3 separate regions of the Mus musculus genome follow, and regions 2 and 3 are each linked to region 1. A link is a contact called in ENCODE Hi-C or POLR2A ChIA-PET data. All regions are on one chromosome and are shown on one strand. The core of a region is the stretch at or near the end of the contact, and the rest is flanking DNA. Distances in the headings are between cores, read along the strand shown.

Region 1 (3,123 bases), core at 362-2,861:
GCAAACTAGTGTAAAAAAAAAAAAGTAACAAAAATGGTAACCATAATGGTTGCTGAAACGTCTGCACTCTTCACCGTTAACATCTTCTAAAAATAAAAGTATCCCAACAAATAAATACATTCCTCTAGTTTGGAGCATTTAGAGAAACACCCTGCCAAGCAGCTGGCCTGCGGGCTCCTGGCCCCAGCTCCTGCCCTCACATCCTGTCCACTACATAATCCATGAGCAAGCCTTTCTCTTCATCAATTCAGCGGGATTAGTAAACCGGCCTCCCTGAAAATAGAACTGATATTTTCCACGGGCATTTGTTCCCATGCTTTCACTATCTATGCTATTTATCAGACTCTTTTTTTCTTTTTTATCCTCCGTGTTTCCGACCACGAAGTACCAAGAGAAAGATACCAACCGATAAACACAAAAGAACCGCATCTGGCCAGAGTCTGCATGCATTTACATTTCCAGGTTGCTTCTGTTTTCCGAAAAGCAGTGATGAGGGCAAAGTCGCAAACTTTCACATTCAAGATGCTACCAAATACCTCTACACCCTCAAGCTGCAGCAAGAAGCCACTAATCTATTCCTTCAAAAGCAAAGCCTGTAGTCTGAATCACAACAATAGAAGACTGCTCATAGGCAAGAGGATCAGCGAAGTTGTCTTCCAAAGCAAAGGCAAACAGAAGTGAAGGGAGATCCAGCCAGCTCCTCCTTGCTTTTCTTTCTTTCTTTTCTTTTTTTTCTTTCTGGGAATCCGGATTGCATTTTCTGGTGCCCCCCCCCACCCCCAAGAAGGGACCGCAATTATGCACTGGGTCCACAGCAGACACCCGAGTCAGTGCGTGCGCAAGGAGGGCGAAGCGGCCGAGAAGGGGACGCACGCCCGCTGCAAGGGTAGCCGCTTTCTGTTAAATGCCATCAGAGCCAGCCCCGGCCGCACCACTTCGGCCCAAACGGCATTGACCGCCCTTCACTTGACAGGGTATTCCAAGCAGGCGCTAGAGAAAAAGGATGAGCCGGGGACTCGAGGCCGGGGGCACCCGCGGGCGGCGCGATGCGGCTCCCGCGAGCTCGGGATCCCCGGGAGGCCGGGTCGGCCCGCCACCCTCCGGCGGCCGAGGGCAGAGGGGTCAGCGGTGGAAGGACCGCCCGCCGCGATGCCCCCCACGGGAGCGCCGGCCGTGGCTGCGGACGCCCATTCAGCCCGAACCCGTCCCGCGGCCGCCACCGCCGCGGCCCGCCCGCCCCGCTGCCCCCGGGGAGGATGAGAAAGACCGGGCGGAGCGGCGACGGCGGCCGCAGGGACGCGCGCCCGGCCGCTGGACCCGACCCCGGGGCGGCCATCGCCGACCCCCGCCCGCGCGCCAGGCCGCCCGCGTCAGCTCCTCACCTCATCTCCGGGCGGGTGCGCGCGGCCGCCCCTCACACAAATCAGTGCAGCCCGCACGCCGCGCGGAGGAACGCCGAGTCCGCAGCCGCGCACACCATCCCCGCCCGCCCGCCTGCCTGCCTCCCGGCCGTCCCGGAGCCCGCTCGGGATGCTCCCTTGCGAGCCGCCGTACTACGGAGCAACCAAGCTGCGCGCCCTCCCCGCGCCGCTCCACTCCTCTCGCCCTCCTTCGCTCCTTCGCTCCCTCACTCCCGCCTAACTCCTCATCTCCCTCCGCCGCCGCCCCTCCGCCCACAGCCTGCCCTCCGCCCCACCCATAGATGGGCGGGGATAACCGCCTGCCAATCGGACGGCGGAGACCACGCCTTCGCTCTCTCCTATGACTCCGCCCACTAGGTGGGCAAAAAAGAAGAAAGGAGCCAAAGGAAATAGAGGTGTACAGAGTGACAACGAGATACACCAATGAAGTAGTTTGGATAGCACCCCCCCACACACACACACTTTTTTCCCCTCCCATCCTTGTCTCGTCCCTTGAAGGCGTAACTAGAGGTTTCTGCTCTATGCGTGCGGAGATTTTGTTTCACGATTTGGCGCTTTGCTCTTTTCTATGCGCGACAGTAGCTAGGATACATTCAACTAAATTGAAGGTTTTGCAGAAAGAGCGTGGGCACGAAAGGCGAAAGACACAAAGACTGAAGAAAGATGGTAGGGGTTACGGTTGGAATGAGGAAGGGTGTGGCCTTTTACTCTAATTTGCATAAAACGGAACCCATCTTGGCAACGCCCAACTTCTCCCATTTATTGGTGGTCCCTGGGGCGGCGACTCGTCTCTCTACGGGAAGCAGCATGCTGGGAGATGTAGTTCCGGGTTCAGTTGCCATGGCGTTCGTCACAGCCTCCCCCAGATCGGTCATCCTGCGGTAGTGACGGGCAGTCTGACCAATGGCAGTACTGTTTGGACCCAAGAAGGCGGGCTCTCTGCAGAAGGACTGGGAAGGTGGCGGCGGCGAAGGCGCTGGCGGTTGAGGTTGCTCCGAGCCAGGTGAGCCAGGGAAGAACGATGTGTGTCTCTGAAATGGGACTTTGGGCGAAAAATGGAGAAACGCCTGAAGGAGCTGTCTAACCCTGGGGAGACTGGTACTTCGCATCACACGCCGACCTCAGAGATGCCCTGGCTCAGGCCTAGCTTGGCCGAGGCCGCCGAGGGGCGGGTAATACTAGATTTGACGGACAGTTCCTGACCCTGGCTAGGTTTTGATTGTAGACTGATCTTTGCTTCTTCCTCCGCGTTTATGGAGGCAAAGGTCTAGAACTGCCTTTCTCCTGGGTTGAGTCCTCCCCGCCCCCAGCTTCTCCCTATCACTGTTTCTGATGCTGTCTCTATTACTACTTCCCTTGTCACCCTTCTTATCCTTCTCTTTGCATTTCCAGTAAGCGGTTTCCTAAAGCAAACAAGGGTGGGTGTTCGCAGTAATGGGGCCTTGGGTCAGGAATTGCCTGCTTCATTGAGCCGGCCATACTTGAGCCATACTAAAGAATTATCCCAGGGTCGTGAGGAGGTGCAGATACTGATTCTGGATTTGGGCCTGGTGGTCTGCATTTGCTTTTTAAAAATTATATATATATATCTATATATGGCATTTTAAACAAACTGCCAAGTATAGCCAGTCCACAGTAGCTGAGTTTTGCATTGCCTGTCCAGGACAGATGTTCTAGGCACCCAGACGCTTTTAGATTTCCT
Region 2 (3,123 bases), core at 200-2,699, 60 kb before region 1:
CTATGGAGAGAATGACTGTAAACTCCTGCTCCTCCTGCTCTAAGTGTTAGGACTACAGACTGTGAAATGCTACACAGTGTGTTTCTTGGTTCGCTGACTAGGTATTAGCATTGTTAATGCGTCTTCTATGTTGTGCGAGAGCTCTGGTGCTGAGCTCCCCACAGTCACTAGGACGCCAAGGTCCCTGGGTTTATTTAGTTCTGTTTTTCAGGTCTTAATCTACATCTTCTGGGCTGATGATGTTTTGCTTTGGCCTTCATCTACTGAAATAAATACCAATGTTGACAGAATCTCGTGGTCCTGAATGAATATTGTGTCTCTGGTTTCAACTCAAGCAGGTCAAAGTGTTGTGAAACTCACACACTGTGAAAGTCTGCTTGTTTTGGGGCTCTGCATCTGTATTCGGGATAGGACGTGGTGGCCAGTGAGTTGTTCTAGCTTGCCAAAGCTTTCAGATTAAAGACATAAGTGAGGTGGTGATCTTTCCTTCTTCTGCAAAGTGTCTCCAGCATGCTCAGCTACTTCAAATGCCTCACAGGAGAGAAAGGTTCCTGGTACCAATAACACGCATGCGCTATCTATGGTTAAACAGAGGAGCAGGCAGATGCCCACCCTCCATCCCCCACACTTCTCCTCCTGAAAGGCATTCTTGGTGGAAACTAGAAAAATTTAATGGGTTAAGGAAGAAGAGGCCTTTAAATAAGAATATAATTAGACTAATTTAATGCTTCTAAAACACTCTGCACTTCTTCCGGCAGGCACGGAGAAAGAGCCATGTAGCTCTAGCCTCTGGGGCTTCACCTGCAGGCACCAAGCACAGGTCTGCTACGCTGAACCTCAAGTCCGCAGCTCTCAGAAAGACTTTCCCCTGAATTAACAAGCATGACTATTAAAACTCCCTAGGAACAGAGAGCTCCCAGGAAGCTCTGAAAGCACAGCTCCTCACAAGGCTCACCCTCTCCTCCCTGCTCAGCACAGCAGACTCCAGCTGCTGCTCCTTAACAGCAGCCATGCCACTACTCAGGGATTTCTTCTCCATGAACTTCCATCCCTCCCAAAGCAATTCAGTCTGGACAATACTGACACCAAATTTACGTCAGAAGGACAAGTGTATGGTAAACCCAGCAAGCAACCGTTGCATGTGACTCTGGAAGCTGGTGCTGGAATCAGGTTAGCGGGGCAGGTGTCAGACACAGGGTAGGGCTTATATGATAAATGTCCCTCAGTCTCTGGCATTTGAACACGCCGTCTCCAGGTGACAGCCCTGTTTAAGGAGGCGTAAGTGTGGCCTTGCTGAAGGAAGTGTGTCACTATGGGTGCGCTTTGAGGTTTAAAAGACTCCTCTCTAAGCAGTCTCTGTTTCCTGCTTGTGGTTAAAGATATGAGCCGTCCTGTTGCTATGCCTGCTGCTGGCCTTCCTGTTTCCCCAGTGTGATGGTGACCACTCTTATCTCTGTAAGCCCACAAGCCCACAATGCACCAGGCCATCTGTAAGTTGCCTCGGTCATGGTATTTTATCACAGAAACAGGAAAGTAATTGTTAACACCAATGGTGTGCTTCTCTTGTTTGATTTATACAAATAACACAAATCACACACCACTCTCACACACTGTTGGTGGGGAAATTACAACCCCAAGTGGCAAGAGAGCCACATAATCATTTACTTAGAACCAGCAACCGCACTCGTATGGACTGACTCTGAAGGTACATTTAACAACATAAAACACATGGCTAGGAGCTGTTCACATCAGTGTTTCTATAACCACCATATCATCAAAAATCACAGTACACGGAAACAACCTAGTGTGGATGGGCAGAAGCACTATGGCACGTAGAACCATGGAGGCACGCCTGCTACCATGACAGGAGCTATGTGCTGAGGAGAAAACCAGGAGGATATATTAAGTAAGAAAGGCAAAAAATTAAAGTAGGTTTATAGTGTACTGTTAATGTAAAGAAGAAATAAACTACATGTAAACACAAAGCATTATACATTCTATGCCTGCATTTAATCACAAGAATAAACAACAATAAAAATAACAAGAAACGGCGGTCTAAGTGAGAACAGAGAATGCTGAGCAGACGGGGAGCACTTCCCAGCACACCCAGAATGCACTGCTGCTTTCAGAACCTTGTTAATGAAGCTCCACACAGACATGCCACACACAGGCCAGTCATCTGCCATTTGGTGCCCACTAATATAAAAGCAAGTCCAAGCAATAAGGAAGATTAAACCAGTTTGGAAATTCATTCATTAACACTACCACCACCACCACCACACACACATACACACACACACACACACACACACCCTCCCCCTCCCTTTGGGTACACCTGCTACAGTGTGAGCATTATCTAGAAATTAAGAATAGACCTAGTCGGTCTCTACCTTTTTGTTTAGAACAAATCAGATTAGTATGGGTGGTGCCGAGTATGCTATGACCAGAGTGAAGGGCGGGAGCTTTGTTTCAGTGGTCAAGCCAATCCACTGTTCGGCATTCTCTAGGCCCCCTGGAATAGAGACCCCCCACTGAGAGTGGACATGATGGGAGAGGAGTAACTAGGTGAACTTAGGACAGATTCACCAGAAAGCACCTCTTTGCAGGATGACAAACTGAAACCAGCAAGACAGTGAGCAGCTATGTGGGTTCTGCAACTGCAGGAAGGAGAAACAGCAATCCAGTGGTCCTGAAACAAGGGGAGACCTGCCCTGGTGAGGAACAGAGAGTTAGCTTCTGGAGTGGATGCTGTAGACAAGAGGGCCGAGATGACAGCAAAGAGGAAACGAGACAAAGCAAAAGCAGGATCATACTGGACTTGGACATTTGGTGACAGCTTTGGATTTTGTCTCAATGAGTCTTAATTAACTTACTAATTGGTTTTATGTGTATGGGTATTTGGCTGCATGTATATATGCATGTACACGGTTGCTGCCTTTAGAGGCCAGAACAGGGCATTTCATCCTTTGGAAATGGAGTTACAAACAGTTGTGAGCCATCATGTTGGTGCTGGGAATTGAACCCAGGACCTCTTAAAAAAGCAGAGTGCTCTTAAACATTGAGCCATCTCTTCATCTCCTTAATGGAGAGTTTTAAATGTATGTTTGTTTCCTAAGGGGCGGG
Region 3 (3,123 bases), core at 254-2,753, 38 kb before region 1:
GAAATCCAGATCATCTTAGCAGGCAATGGATACAGATTCCAATAATTATTCCCACTTTACTTGATCAAAATATACATCAATCAATTTGGCGTTGGGAAAGTAAGAGAAAAGCTGAAGCACAGCGGCTGTCAGCAGCAGGGGCCGCACGCTCTTCTTTAAGAAAGACAGGAAAGATATGAGAGCCTGAAGGAATGGCCAACCAACAATAAGCACAACTGCGAGACCCATCCCACGGGCAAGAACCAATCCCTGACACTATTAATGGTACTCTGCAAACAAGACCTAGCATAACTGTCCTCTGAGAGGTTCCACCCAGCAGCTGACCAAAACAGATGCAGAGGCCGAGAGCCAAACATTGGAAGAAGCTCAGGGAGTCTTGTGGAAGAGTCGGGGTAGAATTGAGGGATCTGGAGCAGACAGGAACTCCACAAGAAGGCCAAGAGAGTCAACTAACCTGGACCCTTGGGGGCTTTCAGAGACTGAACCACCAACCAAAGAGGCTGGTCCACAGGCTGGACCTAGGCCGCCCGTGTGAATGTAGCAGATGTGCAGCTTGATCTCCAGGAGGGTCCTGCAACAACTGGAGCGGGGCTATATCCCTGACCTGGCTGCCTGTCTGTGGAACTTGCTCCCTAACTGGGCTGTCTTGTCTGGCCTCCGTGGGAGAGAATGTGCCCAATCCTGCAGTGATGTGATGCACCAACCAGGGTGGGCTGGTACCAGGTGGGGCCTCTCCCTTCTTGAAAGAGAAGGAGAAGGGTGAGGGGTGAGGGATCTGGGAGGAGAAAGGCAGCTGTGATCGGGATAAATACATGAATTAATGGAGAAAAAAAGAATTGAAAAGTTTTTTTAAAACAGCACAGCAAAGAAAATTTAAAAGTTTCTGATTTAAAAAGTTTCACAATGACAATGTAATTCAAAAGAAAAAAACTCATTTTTTTTCCAATTTCATACCTTTTGAGAAAGGTTCAAAATTCCCTCATAACCAATCATTTTGTATGAGCTAATTTTATATTTATGTAAAAGTGTTTAAATACAATATAATGAATGTATCTAGAATTCTACCTTCAAGTAGGTTTGTTCTCTCCAGAGCTGGGTGCATAATTTCATTCTTACAAAATTCATTCAAACTGCTAAGTTTCAAGGTTCCAAGACTAAACAGATTTTGAAAAATTAATTATTGTCACTAAAGGGTAGAAAGGCTCACTAAACATCATTCCTATAAATATGGACATTAGAAAACTAACCCTTCGTCTCCTCTTCAACCAAGCTTTTCTTACATGGCTGAGAGTTAAAATGATCTCACCAAGCTTTTGTCAGAGGGAGGGAAGCTTTACTGAGGAATCTGGCCTACTTACAGGAAGTCACTTTGACTTGAAAAACTTTCCACAAGCGACAAATGAAGGCCACAAAAGTCAGAAAGTCGATAAATAGAGATTTCTGATACTAAGGAGAGCCCCCCGCCCCTTGCTGGTAGGAGGGCCAGTTATGCCAGCTGCTAAGGAAAGCAATCTGACAGCTCCGAAGCAAAAGTAGAAAGTCACTGCACCAATGATTCATCACCCATTAATCTGCCTAAAAAAAACCCAAAGCTAAATGATGTCAATTGACAGTCGCCATGGTGTCATTACAAACCAAAAGCATTTCTTTATTATTTGTGCCTGTGCGCACACACGTGTGCACGGGCTTCAGCACATATGTGGGGGGCAGAGTGCACCAGTCAGTTCTCTCCTTCTACCTGATAGGTGCCAAGGACTGAATTCAGGTCATCGCGCATGACAGCTGGCTCCGTTACCACAGAACCATTGCCAGCTCTTGAAGTCAGCACAGAGGCACACACCAGTAACTCAGCACTTGGCATATAAAGGCAGAACTGAGGGTTCAGGGGTTACGCAAGAAAACCCTGTCTCAAACACAGAAAGAGTAAGGGCAGGCAAGAGTCTGGTTATACGTTCAACATCATAGAATAGGTTACGTCCGCCACATAATCAAAAAGTGCTCACCAAGAGCAAATTTTTACGTGGTGCATAGTTTTAGAAAACACAGAAAAAAAGCAAAACTAAGAGAAGTTGGGTAGGTTATAAATATCCATTAACAATCCAAAGCTTGAATAATGACTGTTTCTGCTTCCATGTCACTACATAAACCAAGAGAGCCCTGTGGACTCCTAAGCTGCCTAAGACCTCCCTAAGGCCCACTGGGGGGATCCATCCTGGCTAAAAAGGAGAAGCAGCAGCACAAGACTAACCTACAGCAGAGAGGGGCTGGGAGCGCAGGGCAGCGAGGTGGGGCACACTGTTAGCCCTGTGTGCCCGGATTTCAATCAGTGTCAATCAGGTGTGGCAGGTAAAGCCCCACAGCCCCACGCCTCGCATAAAGAACATAAGTGTGTGGGGGGGATGAAAGAATGCAGGGTTCTTTTTATTTATTTTGGTTTTCAGAGATTAAAGGTGAGTGCCACAATGCTCAGCCAGTAAGACTCCTTGTCAGTCAAAGAAGGCATCCTAGGGAAGTCCTGCCATAAGCCACCACCCCTGCAGCAGAAGAGGGGAGATAAGATCTCTCTATGGGCTTAGACTTGAGATCCTAGCACAGCCTCCCAGGGGTGGGAGAGCAGGCCCTGCCCACAAGCTAGCGTCTTCTAATACACTACAGAAACTCCAGGGAACCAAAGGTACAAAACCACTCCCTTTTATTCCTCTCAGAAAATCAAGTGAAATCACTTAAAAACAGGCACCAAGCACCATCTAACAAACAGCTGATTCATAGGGCTTACTTGATAATTCACCCATAGTTAAACAATTTTTCATGAAAACAGATTAATGGTTACAATTAAGCTTTCTATTGAGAACATCTGAAATCCCATTTTTCATTTCCTTCCTTTGACTACTATAAGAGGCAACACACAGAAATCTCGCAAAACAAAAGTTCTTCTGATGACTATTTAAAGGGAACAGAACCGGACCCCGACCGGTGCAGATGCGCCATCTGTGCTCCGTTTCAGCCAAGTGGCTCGCACTTAAGTGCATGCCGCAGGGGAAAGCGCACCTTTGCAATGGCACCGGTGCTGGCAACAGCCGGAGCTGTCCTCAGTGGCACACACCGACCGCTCCATTTCACAAC

Evidence for each region. A loop is a pair of places that touch in the nucleus more often than their neighbours do. ChIA-PET counts read pairs that join two places held with the same protein, here RNA polymerase II (POLR2A).
Region 2: a loop to region 1 is called in a map of heart, with 2.5 times the contacts of the local background. The contact joins the enhancer-like site here to the promoter of Itsn1 in region 1. A Hi-C loop is called at or near these places in 9 of 37 maps with a recorded cell type or tissue (adrenal gland, heart and left cerebral cortex).
Region 3: a map of gastrocnemius shows a loop between it and region 1 (2.6-fold over the local background). The contact joins the enhancer-like site here to the promoter of Itsn1 in region 1. A Hi-C loop is called at or near these places in 6 of 37 maps with a recorded cell type or tissue (gastrocnemius, heart and left cerebral cortex). POLR2A ChIA-PET finds 5 or more read pairs at or near these places in 2 of 5 experiments (Patski and embryonic stem cell).

Annotation. Positions count from the first base shown.
Region 1 is chr16:91,727,859-91,730,981 of GRCm38, reverse strand. Itsn1 (intersectin 1 (SH3 domain protein 1A)) reads right to left here and starts at 1,611. Exons shown (of 39, transcript NM_010587.2): 1 at 1,383-1,611. It overlaps Cryzl1 (crystallin, zeta (quinone reductase)-like 1), which reads left to right and starts at 2,180. Exons shown (of 13, transcript NM_133679.2): 1 at 2,180-2,424. It overlaps Gm46543 (a long non-coding RNA gene), which reads right to left. Exons shown (of 3, transcript XR_001781880.2): 3 at 2,401-2,463.
Region 2 is chr16:91,788,182-91,791,304 of GRCm38, reverse strand. The region is part of intron 4 of Itsn1 (intersectin 1 (SH3 domain protein 1A)); the gene reads right to left. Among named protein-coding and RNA genes, the nearest start is that of Itsn1, 60 kb to the right of the region's middle. Within about 2 kb of position 1,449, at least 1 of the 3 ENCODE cell types and tissues checked has a DNase peak (open chromatin) inside an H3K27ac peak, as active enhancers do; it is heart, where a contact is called at or near this core.
Region 3 is chr16:91,765,987-91,769,109 of GRCm38, reverse strand. All of the region lies in intron 1 of Itsn1 (intersectin 1 (SH3 domain protein 1A)), which reads right to left. Among named protein-coding and RNA genes, the nearest start is that of Itsn1, 38 kb to the right of the region's middle. Within about 2 kb of position 1,503, at least 2 of the 3 ENCODE cell types and tissues checked have a DNase peak (open chromatin) inside an H3K27ac peak, as active enhancers do; they include gastrocnemius and heart, where a contact is called at or near this core.